Linked DNA regions of Homo sapiens: region 1 is linked to region 2. The links are chromatin contacts, found by Hi-C or POLR2A ChIA-PET in ENCODE. All regions are on one chromosome and are shown on one strand. The core of a region is the stretch at or near the end of the contact, and the rest is flanking DNA. Distances in the headings are between cores, read along the strand shown.

Evidence for each region. A loop is a pair of places that touch in the nucleus more often than their neighbours do. ChIA-PET counts read pairs that join two places held with the same protein, here RNA polymerase II (POLR2A). Pooled maps may share reads with other maps.
Region 1: a loop to region 2 is called in a pooled map, with 2.8 times the contacts of the local background. The contact joins the promoter of SLC46A1 here to the promoter of PROCA1 in region 2. A Hi-C loop is called at or near these places in 1 of 168 maps with a recorded cell type or tissue (ascending aorta) and 1 of 50 pooled maps. POLR2A ChIA-PET finds 5 or more read pairs at or near these places in 2 of 52 experiments (Caco-2 and HepG2).

What each region holds. Positions count from the first base shown.
Region 1 is chr17:28,404,903-28,412,469 of GRCh38, forward strand. SLC46A1 (solute carrier family 46 member 1) reads right to left here and starts at 1,310. Exons shown (of 5, transcript NM_080669.6): 1 at 985-1,310; 2 at 1-566. The coding sequence starts at 1,212. It overlaps LOC124903964 (a long non-coding RNA gene), which reads left to right and starts at 5,800. Exons shown (of 2, transcript XR_007065688.1): 1 at 5,800-6,409; 2 at 6,523-7,567. RefSeq lists enhancers at 1-324, 3,465-4,305 and silencers at 792-951, 1,152-1,491.
Region 2 is chr17:28,706,428-28,713,916 of GRCh38, forward strand. PROCA1 (protein interacting with cyclin A1) reads right to left here and starts at 5,461. Exons shown (of 5, transcript NM_001366301.1): 1 at 5,143-5,461; 2 at 253-336. The coding sequence starts at 5,233. RefSeq lists enhancers at 4,126-4,901, 4,902-5,677, 6,236-6,315 and a silencer at 4,696-5,195.

The DNA.
Region 1 (7,567 bases), core at 60-2,559, 310 kb before region 2:
TTCCTGGACTTCTCTGGGGCGGGAGCCACATAGAGCTGGACAATGGATCGGTGGTGACGGAACGTGAAGAGCCGGGTGGACTTTGGCTCCTTTAAGGTCTCACCAAAGCAGAAAGCTGCATAGAGAGTCATGGCTATCAGCAAGGCCAAGGCCAGCCAGAAGGGGTTGGCATAACCCTGGGCCCGGAGCCAGTGGCCCCCGAGGAGGCTTGCCAGCATCCCAGCCACCCCGATGCTGGCTTCCAGCAGGGCCATCCGGAAGGTGCGGCTGCGACTGGAGCTGACATCTGCCACGGACGCAAAGCTAGCAGCCAGAAGGCCACCGAAGTCGCCGAGGAGGGCACAAAGGATGCGACCCAGCACGAAGTAGCCGACGTGGAGCTGCAGCTGCACCACAAAAACGGACACTAGGGCCTGGAGCAGCAGGCCCAGCGAGGCCAGCACTAGCAGCGGGCGGCGGCCCACACTGTCGCTCCAAGCTCCCAGCAGGGTGGACGAGAAGAGCCCCACCAGGAAGCCGCCCACGTTCATGTAGAGGGTCCAGTGGGAGGTAAGGGTCTCCACTTCCTGTAGGGGCACAATGACCAGGGTGCGGTTCCTCACTCTGGGTTCCACAATCCCCAAATCCTCGCCATCCCGGGAGCTACAGGGATGAGGACTTCCTTTGGAGCCCTAAACCTCAGAGAATCTTAGCACAGCTTTCAAAATCTGCCAGTGGAGAGGGGGAAGGACATGGACCAAGGCCCCATTCCCTTTCCTTTCCCCCCCCTTTTGTTAACCTGCAAGGCCAGACTTTAGCTCAGCTTTTCGCATCCCACCCGCTGAGGTTCTCGGTCAGGCCCCTTTGCTCTGGTCCCGCCCACCATCCAAAATGCACCCTCCCTCCAGTTACCCGCCACTACCATTACGCAGGCCCCGCCCCTCCGCTGCCCCCACGCTCCAGACCAGGGCCCTCCACCTGCCAGGCTCCTCGCCGCCCCGCTACCTGCATGGTGGGGTCCGCGCTGCGGTTGCTGCAGCCCCCCCTTTGGCGGGTGCCATTGTAGCCGAGGTCGGCGCTGAAGCGGTGCCACAGATACTGCGTGGTGAGCGGGCCCTGCAGGACCAAGGCAAAGTTGGCCAGGAAGACCAGCGGCTCTACCGGGCCCCGGCACAGCACGGCAGCCGCAGGGCGGGCGCGGGGCTTTTCCGGGGGGCTCGCGCTCCCCTCCATGTGCGTGCGCGGCGGAGCTGTCGCCAGGCGGGCGGCGGGGCGCGCGAGCGACTCGCTGCCTGGGACCAGCGACGCGTGGCGTGGGGCTTGCGCTGTCTGCGCCTGCGCCCGGCGTCCCTCCTTAAATGTCCGGCGGGGAGGGGCCTGTGACCTGAGGCCACCGGACTCTCGCCGCGGGTGCACCTGGCTGGGCGTGGGCCAGCGAGGGGCCCGGCACCCCCAGCCCGCGGGATGACCTCACCTGTAAAGTGTGCGTAGACACCGCCCTGCAGCCCTCCCTCCCGGCCCAGACACACCACAGATAACAAGAATATCAACAATTAACATGTATTGACCACTTACTATGTGCTGGGCACGGTATTAAACCCTTTTTGTGCGTTGGTCTCCCGATAACTCTACAGGCTAGCCAATATTAACCATCGCTATCTACCGCTGAGGAAACGAGGTCATCGGGTACTCAAGGCAGAGCTGGAAGAGCACATGACTCCTGATGCTGCTGATGTTCTGCGCTGTAACAGAGAGGCAGCTGGAGAGGATCGGAGTGGGCTGAGCCCAGCTGCCTGGGTTGGAGCACCTAGGCTCTGCCACTACCTTCGGCATGCCACTTACCACCCTGAGCCTCTGTTTTTTCATCTGTAAAATGGAGTTGCTAACAAAACATGTCTCAAAAAGTTGTGGAAAAGCAGTGTCTGGTATATTCAAAGTGCTATTATTGCTATTAACAGGCTGTCACGTCTGGGAGTGGTGGCTCACACCTGTAATCCCAGCACTTTTGGAGGCTGAGGCGCATGGATCGCTTGAACCCAGGAGTTCGAGACCAATCTGGGCAACATGGTAAAACCCTGTCTCTACAAAAAATACACAAAAATTAGCCAGGCGTAGTAGCAGATACCTGTAGTCCCAGGTACTCGGGTGGCTGAGGTGGGAGGATCAATTGAGCCCAGGAGGCAGAGGTTGCAGTGGGCTGAGATCGCACCACTGCACTCCAGCCTGGGTGACAGAGCAAGACCCTGTCTCAAAAAATATAAAATAAAAATAAAATAAAAAACAAGCTGTCACTTGCTCCACTCCTGCCCTAGGATCTTTTCCTGGGAAACTAGTCTTGTTTCTGGGGTCAGGCAGGGCCTGGCTCTGCAGTTCCCTTAGAGAAGATGGGGGAGGGCCTGGGAGGTCCTTGGGTGTGAACCTATGCTCCTGGGTGGCTCCCATTATAGGAATTAGGCCAGAAGGCAGTCACCTGCTCTGCTGCTGAGGAGGTCAGACCCTGTCTGGGCCTCTGTTTTATTGCCTGTAAAAAGGAACAGCATTACCTTCCTTACTCCCCTATCTTTCATTCATTCAGCTCATTTACTGAGTGCCCCTTACGTGCCAGGCACTGTGCTGGGGGACTCCGGGACCACAACAGGAAAGGAAATAGACAAAGCCCTCACCAGGCCCGTTAGTTTCTAGAATGGTGGGAGAGGAAAAATAGTCAAAGAATCCTACTAATTGATACAAAATTCCAACCGTGGAAAATAGTTTTGAACTCCAAGGGTGCTAATTCAGGGGCTGGAGGTAGGGGGAGCAGAATCAGGAAAGGCCACCTTCCCTGAGAACAGAGCAGCTGAGTGGGTTTCTGGAGGCAGGTCCTGACAGGCCTGATTCTTGGGAGGATGGATGGCTCCAATTCTGGCCACTGTGACTGTGCCTGGGCCTGTTGGAGCTTGTTAGCTACCCCACCTCCCCTGAGCCAGGAGTCCGAGACTCAGGATGGGTAGGTGCTGGCTAGATACTAGTGAACTGAATAACCTCCCCCTGCAAGCTGCCCCCACCTGTGGTCCCCTAGAGAGAGGAAATTCCACATTAAACATTCAAGCCTCTGGATTGGCTCCACTCTCCTCCCTCCCCTTCCAACTCCTCCCTACCACTTACACAAAAGCTTGGCCCAGTTAGGTCAGCTGCAGTGAGGGAGGGGTACTTGGCTAAATCCTTGGAATTATTTCTTAGATAAAGAACTAAGGCTAGGAGAGGCCAAGGTCCCTCATCAGGAATGGGACAGGGTGTGGCTCATCCCAGAGCCAGAGCCTGCAGTACCCACTAGGGTAGAGGTCTTTTCTAACTCCTTGAAAACAGCTGCAATCAGGTCACTGGCCTGCTCAAAACCATCCTGGGCTTTCCATTTCGCTCAGTGAGAGCCAAGTCCTTATGAGAGCCCTAAGGCCACCTACCTCTTCTCTGTCCCTCTCCCCTGCTTTGTCCCCCTCAATCCTTGTGCTCAAGCCATGCTGGCCTCCTGCTTTAGGGCCTTTACACTTGCGGTAACTACTACCTAGAATGCTCTTCTGGATATCTGCCTGGCCGGCTCCCTCACTTCCTTCAAGTCTCCACTAAAATGTCACCTGACCCTCCTATATAAGCAACTTCCCTCCTTCCTTGCTTCCTGGCACTCCCTAATCCTTTACCCTGTTTCATTTTTTTCCATAGTGTTTATCACCATCTGAATTATAACTTTCTGGTTTCTTTGTTGTCCATCTCCCTTTACTAGAGGTCATGATGGCAGGGACTTTGTTTTTTCATCACTACCATATCCCCAGCATCTAGAATAGTGCCTGGCGTGTGGTAGATGCTCAAAAGACGATCGCTGAATGAACTCTCAGTCTCAAGGAGAGGAGATTCCGCAGCTGGAGTCCCAGAGCATGTGGAGAGGGTTGCCAATGTTGAGCTGCACTGTGGAGTCCAGAGCCCAAGAATCTCCACCTAGAAGGAAGCTGAGAAATCACATCTCCACCCATCCAACCATTTAAAAGACAGGGAAACTGAGGTCCAGAGGGAAAGGTGACTTACCCAGAGAGAGCTAAAAAGTCCTGCCTGTCAAATTTCTACAGGAAAGGAGAAGCTATTGCAAAGGAAAAGATCTGTAGACTTATTTCCATCAGAACATAAAGCCTTAATTCAAAGGCAAATGACAAACAAAGTCATTTGTTTGTCATTAAAAGAAAGAAAAATCTTTCTTTTAAAATATGGCCGGGCGCAGTGACTCATGCCTGTAATCCCAGTACTTTGGGAGGCCGAGGCGGGTGGATCACCTGAGGTCAGGAGTTCAAGACCAGCCTCAACATGGAGAAACCCCATCTCTACTAAAAATACAAAATTAGCCGGGCGTGGTGGTACATGCCTGTAATCCCAGCTACTCGGGAGGCTAAGGCAGGAGAATTGCTTGAACCCGGGAGGTGGAGGTTACGGTGAGCCGAGATCATGCCATTGCACTCCAGCTTGGGCAACAAGAGCGAAACTCCATCTCAAAAAAATAAAATAAAATAAAATAAAATATGACAAAGGGTTACTATTTTAACTATATGTGATAATAACCTGAAGATCCCTCCCTCAGTAAACAGATAAAAACCAAGCACTGAGAGGTTGTAACACAGAACATGCATGTGAGACACACAAATGAGCTCTTCTCCAGCTTCTGAATAGTGAGAAAAACACTGTGCCTTTGATCTTGTTCTTTGCAGCCAACACATTAGCAATGATTTTGTTTAAAATGAGAATGCTCAAAGCTGGTAAGGCTACAGTGAAACAAATACTGCTGAAGGAGTGTAAATACACCCTTTCAGGAAAAAATTTGGTAGCCTTTAATCAAGACCCTTGAAGCCTCTAATTCTACATGTAGGTCTCTATCTAAAGGAAATAGTCTCAAGTACAGAAAAAAGCCTTATGTGCTAAGATATTCTCCCATAACATTATATTGACAAGAGTAAAAAAAAAAAAAAAAAGATAAACAACCTATGTGTCCAACAGTAGCGAAATGGCTGAGTAAATTATAGTCTATCCACTCCATGAATATGAGTCATTAAAATGATATGTTCAAAGAGATTATAATAATATGGAAAACTGCTTACATAATAATTTGTATGTAGAAAAAACAGAGAGCTTGTTTATGTGGTATGGTCATAGGCATAGAAAAGAATTGCACTGAGTAAAGACTGGAAACCATGGCACCAATATATTAACAGAAGTCCTCTCTGCGTGGTAGTAGGGTTAGGTAAGATTCTCTTTTCTTCTATTTAAAATGTTTTCAACCCTTCTGATATAAACAGATATAAACATATGTTTTAATCATGGAAAACATAAACATTTTAAAAATCTGATGATACTCCTCTCCTTCAAATGTATTCTGGCTCAATTGCCAAATATCAGCTTCATGCTCCTTGATGTTCTGGAGACATCACTAGGAGCTGACTTTTATTGAAGCAGGCAGCACCATACTGAGGGCATTACATACATTATCTTACTGAATCCTGACTACAGCCTTATGAGATAGGTATTACAATTTTTTTTTCTTTGAGATGGAGTTTCACTCTTGTTGCCCAGTCTGGAGTGCAATGGCGTGATCTCGGCTCACTGCAATCTCTGCCTCCCAGGTTCAAGCGATTCTCCTGCCTTGGCTTCCCAAGTAGCTGGGATTACAGGCATGTGCCGGGACACCTGGCTAATTTTGTATTTTTAGTAGAGACAGGGTTTCACCATGTTGGTCACGCTGGTGTCAAACTGCTGACCTCAAGTGATCCGCCCACCTCGGCCTCCCAAAGTGCTGGGATTACAGGTGTGAGCTACCGCGCCCGGCCAGGTATTATTATTTTTACAGATGATGTAACTACAGCATAGAGGGATGAAGGGAAATGGTTTTTCTCACTCTGGGTACAGGTTTTCTTTTCCTTACACCTACCTGTTCTAGTGCTTTCTGTTATTCTAAGCCTTAGTATATGTTAGTCTCTTTGCCAGTAATACCCTTCCTACTTTGCTTGGCCTATTCAGCTCCTTTTCATCCTTCAAAACCCACCTCTGTGTCTCACTTCTAGGCGGAATTAGTCATTGGCTAATATGTACTTCCACAATACTGGGTTCATACATTTAACCCTGGTTTTAAACTTAACCTGGTTATAAATATGTGTTCCCAGGTTTGTCTCCTCTTAACCCCTACCTATGTCCTGCCTCCAGATTTGAGGGCAGAGAAAATTTTTTTCACCTCTGTATTCCCTATCCCTGGGCTTGACATGCAATAAGATAAAATGTTAAATAACTTTGATGACATGCATCAACTCCAGTCAATTGATTGAATCTGTCTGGATTGCTACATTGAGATGGGCTATTTTTCCAGCTTTGTGGGAAGGAGTCCTGCGATTCATTCTTGATGTCTGCCATGGGCTTGGGAATGGTAAGTACTGGCACTAAAAACTGTGTTGTCCAACCCCAGGATATGTACTCAGTAAATTTTGAGAGGCTTTGGGGAAGTGCCTGGAAGTCATAAGGGTTTCTCTTTGCTTCCAGTTGGATAATGCCTACGAGAGGCTGTCTATACAACCACTGTGACAGAGAAGATTGCAACAGGGATTCTTCATCCAAACAGCAGTCTTATCACAGCCTCCACCCAAAACCTATGCCTCCTTTTTGCAAGAGGCCACTTACAGCTTCCAAAGAGCTCTTCATGATTTTAGACACTGAGAGGAAGGAAGGAGACAGCATGAGAGAAAAGCTATTTTCCTTTTTGAGATGTTGCTTCTCACATAGCAACCCTAAAAGTCAAAGCAGCATCCTTGTCACAACTAAGGGTGTTCCCAGCACTGAGTAGAAGCTGCAACTATGCCCCCATCGCTGTGAGACTTTGACCAAGTCCCTTTCTGGCTTCAATTTTCTCATCAATGAAATAATTTCTGGGCCTCTATTTCCTTGTCTGTGAAAAATGAAGTAATAATATCTACCTATGGGGTGGATGTTTGGGTCAAATGAGAAAATATGTATGGCTGTGAACTTTATGTGGCTGTGTCCAGGTGCCAGAGATGATGATTGCTGTTGAACTGGGCTTGAAGGTAGGAGGGATTTCACCAGAAAGAAGTGAGGCTGTCCCAAGTGAGAGGAAAAGTTGGGCCTTACAGAGGGATGCTACCCAGAATTCAGAGAAGTACAGGGCTAGAGGTGCATTAAGTGCATAAAGATGTCATTACCGCATGGGGGAGATTTCACAAAACACTTTCTGTCTTTGGCCTCCTGCCCTTGGTTTCATTTTAAACACTTTCCTTTTGCTAGAGCCTTTGCATCTATCCATCTATTCATTTAGCATCTACCGCCTGCCAGGCCCACTGCTAGGTGCTGAGGTTACAGACAAGAATTTACATAATTCCTTCCTTCTATGAGTCCTCAGGCTAGTGGGAAGCAGCACAACAAATCTCAAATAACAATAACAAAAGCATGCCGTAGGATGAATAATTTCAGAGAGAAGGTGTGTGTGTGTCATCAAGAGAAAGTCAAAGGATTCACAGAGGAGCTGAATTTTGAAGCATGAGATGGTAAAAAGGAGTCTCCAGGACAACAGAGA
Region 2 (7,489 bases), core at 4,211-6,710:
TTGTTGGGCGGACTCAATTCACATATGTCAAAGATACTTATGTGCCATAAAGTTCTATATAAACGAATGGGGTGATTGCGGCCTTGAGAAAGGGGTCCCCTCTGGCATCTGTAGGGGATGGGTTGAGGATGGGGCAGCTTCAGGACCACACTTCCCTCCCTCCCTGCCTCAGGACCAAGCTTCCACCAGGTGTCAGCTTTCCCAGGTGAGGGGTGATGAGGATCCCCTGGGTCAAAGGTCTCCTGGACCCACCTTCAGAGAAGGTAGACACATCAGTGCTGGACGCCACACCAGCCAGCAGATGTCCTCTCTCCCAGCTGGGTAACCTGTTTACATCTGAGAGAGCATAGAGTGGCAGTGGTGGCAGCAGCCCCCTCCCTGTGCCATTTATTCACCAAACATACCCCGAGAAACTCCACATGTCAGGCCCTCGCTGCATCCTGGAGATGCAGAGATTAAACAACAGTCCCTGCTCTTAAGGGGTTGCGGGGGGGGGGGGGGGGGTGGGGCTATGAGGGGGAGGGGAGAGGGGGAGGGGAGAGGGACACGGGAGGTTCATGACAGTAATGTGATGCAGATGCTGACAGGGAAAGGGTAGCACAGGACAAGGGCCACCTACCAGGACTGGAAAGGAGGACTGGGGACTATGGAAGACTTCTTGGAAGGAGCATCACTAGAGTTAGTGATGAATAGGAGCCAGCCAGGGTCTAGGCAAGGAGGGACAGCTCCAGAAACTGTCCCAGGGTGTGTGGAGCCTGGACAGAGGATGACCCTAAGCAGACCTCCAACTGGGGTGGCAGCTCCCTCAGCCATTAGCAGCCACAAGACAGTCTGCCCCTTTGCCTTTCCTTCCCACAACTAGCTTTATCCCTTGAGGCACTGGACTTGAGGTCTGCTTAAGGAAGGGAAACTGATTGCTTGGGGTCTTCAGCAAGCCTTCAGTGGCACTTGGTCATCCTCCTATAAGTCTCTGGTCAGCTCCTCCTCCTGTTTTCCACAGCACGGCAAGTACTCAAAATTTGTTAAATGAACAAAAGAATGAATGAATGACTTTAAGCACTTCCTGGAAACTCCTGCAACCACTGTTTCTCTCAGCAGATAATTTCACCGCCATTATCTGTGGACACTCCAACCCTCATCAACTTTGCTTGCCTGGGAAAAGGGTGTCCCTCCTTTCTCATGCCCAAAGCATCTATATTTTAGGTCCCAGCCAGAAGTGACACCTTCTCCTTCTTTACTGGCTTCTTTTTTCCCCCCTTACAGGCTATAGACATCATAAAACAAAACACTCTGTCAATCCTGTTTCTCCTACCACTGCATATCCCCCTTTCAATCCAAATTGATTAACTCATTCAGAGGACATATGTTGGGTGGCTTCCCTCGGCACTAGAAAAGAGGCCCAGTCCCTACCTTCAGTGAGCTCAGTGTCTTCACTTCTTTCTTCTCTTCCAGCCACCTGCAACATGGCAGCCATCCACCCCCCAATCTGAATAGCTTTGGCAAAGGCCACCAGCAGTTTCCCAGTAGCCAAATCCAGTGGGCTTCTTATCTCATTTGACCCTGTTTTTTGTTTTGTTTTGTTTTTTGTTTGTTTTGTTTTGAGATTGAGTCTCGCTCTGTCGCCCAGGCTGGAGTGCAGTGGTGGGATCTCGGCTTACTGCACCCTCCGCCTCCCGGGTTCAAGCAATTCTCCTGCCTCAGCCTCCTGAGTAGCTGGGATTACAGGTGCACGCCACCACACCTGGCTAATTTTTGTATTTTTAGTAGAGACGGGGTTTCACCATGTTGGACAGGCTGGTCTCGAACTCCTGACCTTGTGATCCGCCCTCGGCCTCCCAAAGTGTTGGGATTACAGGCGTGAGCCACTGCGCCCGGCCTCACTTGACCCTATTGACCAATGAATCTCCTTCTTCTGCAAACTGTTCCTTGGGCTTCCATGGCAGACCTCATCTTTCTCTTCCTTCTCTAACCAGCTCTTTAGTTCTTCCCTGTCTCCTTTGCTGTCTCCTCTTGTTTTGTTGTATGCCTTAAATTGGTGATTACAAGAGTTCTGACTTGGTCACCTCCTCAGAAGGCTCTACAAAAGCATGTCCTGGATAACTTCATCAACTTCCATGTTTTCAACATCCACCAATGAAATGACATAAATCTGTAATCCCATCATTTTGGGAGTCTGGGCCGGGCACGGTGGCTCACGCCTGTAATCCCAGCTCTCAGAGAGGCAAGAGGCGGGAGGATAGCTTGAGCCCAGGAGTTCGAGACCTGCCTGGGCAATATAGCGAGACCCCGTTCTCCAGAAAAAGGAAAAAAAAAAAAAAACGACATTTTGGGAGTCTGAGGCGGGAAGATCACAAGTCCAGGAGTTCGAGACCAGCCTGGGCAACATGGCAAAACCCCATCTCTACAAAAAATACAAAAATTAGCTGGCTTAGTGGTGCACACCTGTAGTCCCAGCTACTCAGGAGGCTGAGGTGGGAGGATTACCTGAGCCCAGGGAGATCGAGGCCGCAGTGAGCCGTGATCACGCCACTGCATTCCAGCCTGGGCAACAGAGTGAGACCCTGTCTCAACTAAAATATATGCCTTTGATTCTAAATCCCCACCACAGCCCCATTCTATGGATGAGAACACAGAAACTCAGAGAGGATAAGTAATTTGTCCAAACATACATTGTTAATAGACTGTAGAAGTAGGATTCAAACCCAGGTCTTCCTGGTTCCATAGCCTATGCTCTTTCAGCCCTGTCTACTTACTGTTGGCTGGGGACACACCCCTGTAAACAAAGGTCATTCTGTATGTGAAGCTCCACAGCCAAGCCTTTTTTTTTGTTTTGTTTTGTTTTTCTTTTGAGAGAGTCTGGCTGTGTCGCCCAGGCTGGAGTGCAGTGGCGGGATCTTGGCTCACTGCAAGCTCCGCCTCCCGGGTTCACGCCATTCTCCTGCCTCAGCCTCCCGAGGAGCTGGGACTACAGACGCCCACCACCATGCCCGGCTAATTTTATGTATTTTTAGTAGAGACGGGGTTTCACCGTGTTAGCCAGGATGGTCTTGATCTCCTGACCTCGTGATCCGCCCGCCTCAGCCTCCCAAAGTGCTGGGATTACAGGCGTGAGCCACCGCACCCGGCCCATAGCCAAGCCTTAAAACCACATTCTGCTTGAGTGAGCCGGCGAGGCAGAGGTTGCAGTGAGCTGAGAGAGCCACAGCACTCCAGCCTGGGCGACAGAGTGAGATTCTGTCTTATAAAATAAATCACGTTCAGCTCCATATGCAAAACCTGTCCTACCAGGCCGGGTGCAGTGGCTCATGCCTGTAATCTCAGAATTTTGAGAGGCCGAGGTGGGCGGATCACTTGAGGTCCGGAGTTTGAGACCAGCATGGTCAACATGGTGAAATCCCTTCTCTAATAAAAATCCAAAAATCGGCCAGGCATGGTGGCACATACCTGTAGTCCCAGCTGCTCTGGAGGCCAAGGCATGAGAATCGCTTGAACCCCAGAAGTGTAGGTTGCAGTGAGCCGATATCGTGCTACTGCACTCCAGTGTGGGCAGCAGAGTGAGACGGCGGGAAGGACAGGTGTTTTTTTGAGGCACAGTCACTTCCTACTGCACCTGCTTTTCAGCTCCAACACTACCAATTCCTCACCCTCTGGTTTTACTCAATCTGGACTCCACAGCCTCCCTTATCCACCCTGGACCCTAAAGTCATGCCGCTGGGACCTCAGCCAGGGTGAGGAACCAAAACTCCTCTGCCTTGCTGTTTCAGGAGCCACCATGAAAGAGACACACATGGCCAGGCGCGGTGGCTCATGCCTGTAATCCCAGTACTTTGGGAGGCCGAGGTGGGCGGATCACGAGGTCAGGAGTTCAAGACCAGCCTGACCAACATGGTGAAACCCCGTCTCTACTAAAAATAAAAAAAAATAAAAAAAATAGCTGGGCGTGGTGGCGCGCGCCTGTAATCCCAGCTACTCAGGAGGCTGAGGCAGGAGAATTGTTTGAACCCGGGAGGTGGAGTTTGCAGTGAGCCGATATTGCGCCACTGCACTCCAGCCTGGGCGACAGAGCGAGATTCCATCTCAAAAAAAAAAAAAAAAAAAAAAAGCACACATGCAGGGTCAGAGCCTGTTTACTCTCCACTCACTAGCTCCCCCAGAGCTCGGACACCCATCAGCTCTGTTTGTGAAGGAGACGAGGGGAGGAAGGACAAAGGGGGAGACGAATTTAGTAACTCTCTTCAGAGCTGAGAAAAGCAATCTGCTCTTTAGTTCCAGAGGACAGGAGGAGACCTCTGACCAGCAGCAGTCCAGAGTTCCTGCAGCAGGAGTGACTGACAACACACACAATGAATGAGGAGGGTGATAGGGTGAAAGAAAGTGGGAGGCTTATGGCGTCTTTCCCCGTGAGGCGTTAATCGGCGCACAAAGGCCTAACTCAAAACTCACAAGTTATGCTCATCTGTACAGAATCCTCCCCGTCCTGCGGGGCCGAGGAGCTCTCCTCGACCTCGAGGCACTGGGGGTGGGCACCAGAGCAGCCGAAAGGAGTAGGGTGGGAAGGGAGGGAAGGAGTAGGGCGGGAAGGGAGGGAAGAAACTAGGAGAGGAAGGAGGGAAGAGGAGGAAGCAAGGGAGGGGCAGTGCGCCCGCGTCTCCTTGGAAATGCCTCTCTGGCCTCGCCGCCGCGGAGGTAATTGTGATGCCACGGGTGGAACCCTCAGTCTCCTTGGTCCACCCTCAGGGTCGATGGAACCGCCCGCTCCCGCCCCGGCGTCCGGGTGGGCGCTGGTCCACGGGCTCCAGCCAAGGCCGGCGCTTCAAGGGCAGCGGCCTGCGCCCGGTGCCACCCAGTCCGATAGCCGAGCGTTCCAGCTCTGGCTGGAACCAGACTTCCCGCCCATCCCGCGGGCGACCCAGCAGGGCCTCAGGACCCCAGTCCTCAATCATTGGCCCGCGGCTCGACGCGAGCCCGCCCCCGGCCCTAGCTCCGCCCCGGCCCTAGCTCCGCCCCGGCCCAGCACTGGGCCCCGCCTCTCTCGTTGGTTTGCCCGTCTCCCTCGTCGGTTTGCCGGCTTCCCGCGTGCGCCGCTCGGGGTCTGCGAGCCGGGCCGCGCCCTCTGCCCAGCCCCTGCCCCGCCCCTCTTACCGCGGCATCTGCTCTCATCCCACGAGCGGGCCTTGGGCTCGGTCTTTTCCTTAGTCCATCTTTCAATTGTGAGCGTCGTCCTGACCCACATCGCTCTCCGCCCAGGTCTTCGTCTCTACAGGACTCTTGCGTGAAGTCCAACCCTGAGCCTCAGCCCGGCCGAGCCCTCGGCCCAGCCGTGAACTCCAGTCTCGGCTTCGCCCCCGCCTAGCCCCTAACCCCGCCTCATGCTGGCGCAGCCCCCGCCGGCCTCCCCAGCCCGGCTCCAGGCTGCGTAGTCTTCCCAGCTGGGTCTCAGCGTCAGCCGCGTTCTTCATCCGGGGCCTCCGGCGCCTCCCAGGCCCCTCTTTATCTCAGACCTTAACCTTACAGGCCCAGCTCTCACCACCCATCTCTGGTTCCAGCTTGCAGTCCAAACCCCAGATTTTCACCCTGCCTCCAGATCGTAGCCCCAATTCTTAGTGTTACAACGAGCCTTGCCCCCAGCCCCATTCTTAGCCCCGCCCCGGCCATTCTCTAAACCGCACACTCCCGTCCCGCTCCCCGCCCCACCGACCCTTGGGAACCCAGCCGCAGCCCCGCCTCTGCCCGCTGGCGAGAGAGCGAACCCCATCTCTACAAAAAATACAAAAATTAGCTAGTTTAGTGGTGCGCACTTGTAGTCCCAGCTACTCGGGAGGCTGAGATGGGAGGATCCCCTGAGCCCAGGGAGGTCCTGGCGTCGCCATTTCCCCTCCACCTTCCGGGCTTCGAGGTCCCTCCGCCTCTGGTGGAGCCCGGGCTTCCCCTTTCTCCGCCCACAGGCCTCTCCGAAGACCTAACTCCGGGCTGAGGACCTGATGTCGGCTCCCAGCCCCTGCGCCACCCCGCAGCGTTCCCGCCCCTGGCCCCCAGGGGACACCCTATTCTAGAGACAATACTGCCCAATAGAGAGTCGTAAGCTTATCCTGATAGACAATCTGGAGAACAGGGCAGGCTGCATTCATAGGAACCTCATCCCAGTGACACCCCTCACGCCCTCAGGTACAACATACACACTCTGCGCATGCATATATCACACACACACAGAATATACTCACCACACACAGACTAATACAACATGCACACGGAACACAGAACTCCCACACCCGGTGCAGCACAAACACCACACCTGGACTGTGGTGCTGGCTTCACACACATCTGTTAACAGGCAAGGCAAGGGTGAGGAGCCCAGTGCTGCGAGGGAACAGAAATGGAAAAAACAATCACAGGAGAGTGTGAAAAGAAGTTATGGCCATATCGACGACATTCCATGCACCACACCCCTCCATTTCTCTTGGCACCAGCTTCCAAAGCCAGGATGAAGAGGAGGAGAAAGGATGGGGTCCACACCTTGTTTTCTCCACCATCATCCAGGGGCTCTGCTGCTGCTACTATTGCTCTGCCTGATCCCCACCTTCACTTTCCTCCAGACCCAAGTCCGGAGTGGGTAGGGCTGCTGCCCAGACCCTCCTTCCCGTGGTAGCTCTAGAGAGTCTAGGAACTGCGAGGGAGGGGAAGCCAGGAGAAGGGAAGTGTGCAGAAAAACCAACCATCCTGGTGAGAATGGAACCAGGAATGGAACAGACAGAGCACTTGGCAACTGGGAGCCAGAATCTGCCTTCTAACTTGGACACCCCCTTAGCCTCCCAGGATGACACGAGGCCATAAGTCCTCCTTTGTTGACCCAGATGTCTGAGGTGCTTCCAGCTACTCTGGAACTCTGGGTTAGATGTCAACAGGGAGCCAGGGTCTTGGTCACCTTTCTTTCTTATAAAAGTTAATGGCATAAACAACCAAAAAAACAAACAAAAAAAAAAAAGAAAGAAAAGTTAATGGTTATAACTCCTGAGTTCAAGCAATTCTCCTGCCTCATCCTCCCAAGTAGCTGGAGTTACAGGCATGCACCACCACGCCCGGCTAATTTTTGTATTTTATTTTATTTATTTTTTTTTATGAGACAGAGTCTCGCTCTGTCACCCAGGCTGGAGTGCAGTGGTGCCATCTCGGCTCACTGCAAGCTCCGCCTGCCAGGTTCAGGCCATTCTCCTGCCTCAGCCTCCCAAGTAGCTGGGACTACAGGCACCAGCCACCACGCCTGGCTAATTTTTTGCATTTTTAGTTTCACCATGTTAGCCAGGATGGTCTCTATCTCCTGACCTCGTGATCCGCCCGCCTCAGCCTCCCAAAGTGCTGGGATTACAGGCATGAGCCACCGCGCCCGGCCTAATTTTTGGATTTTAATGGTGACGCGGGTTTCACCATGTTGGCCAGGCTGGTCTCGAACTCCTGAATCCAAGTGATCTGCCTGCCTTGGCCTCCCAAAGTG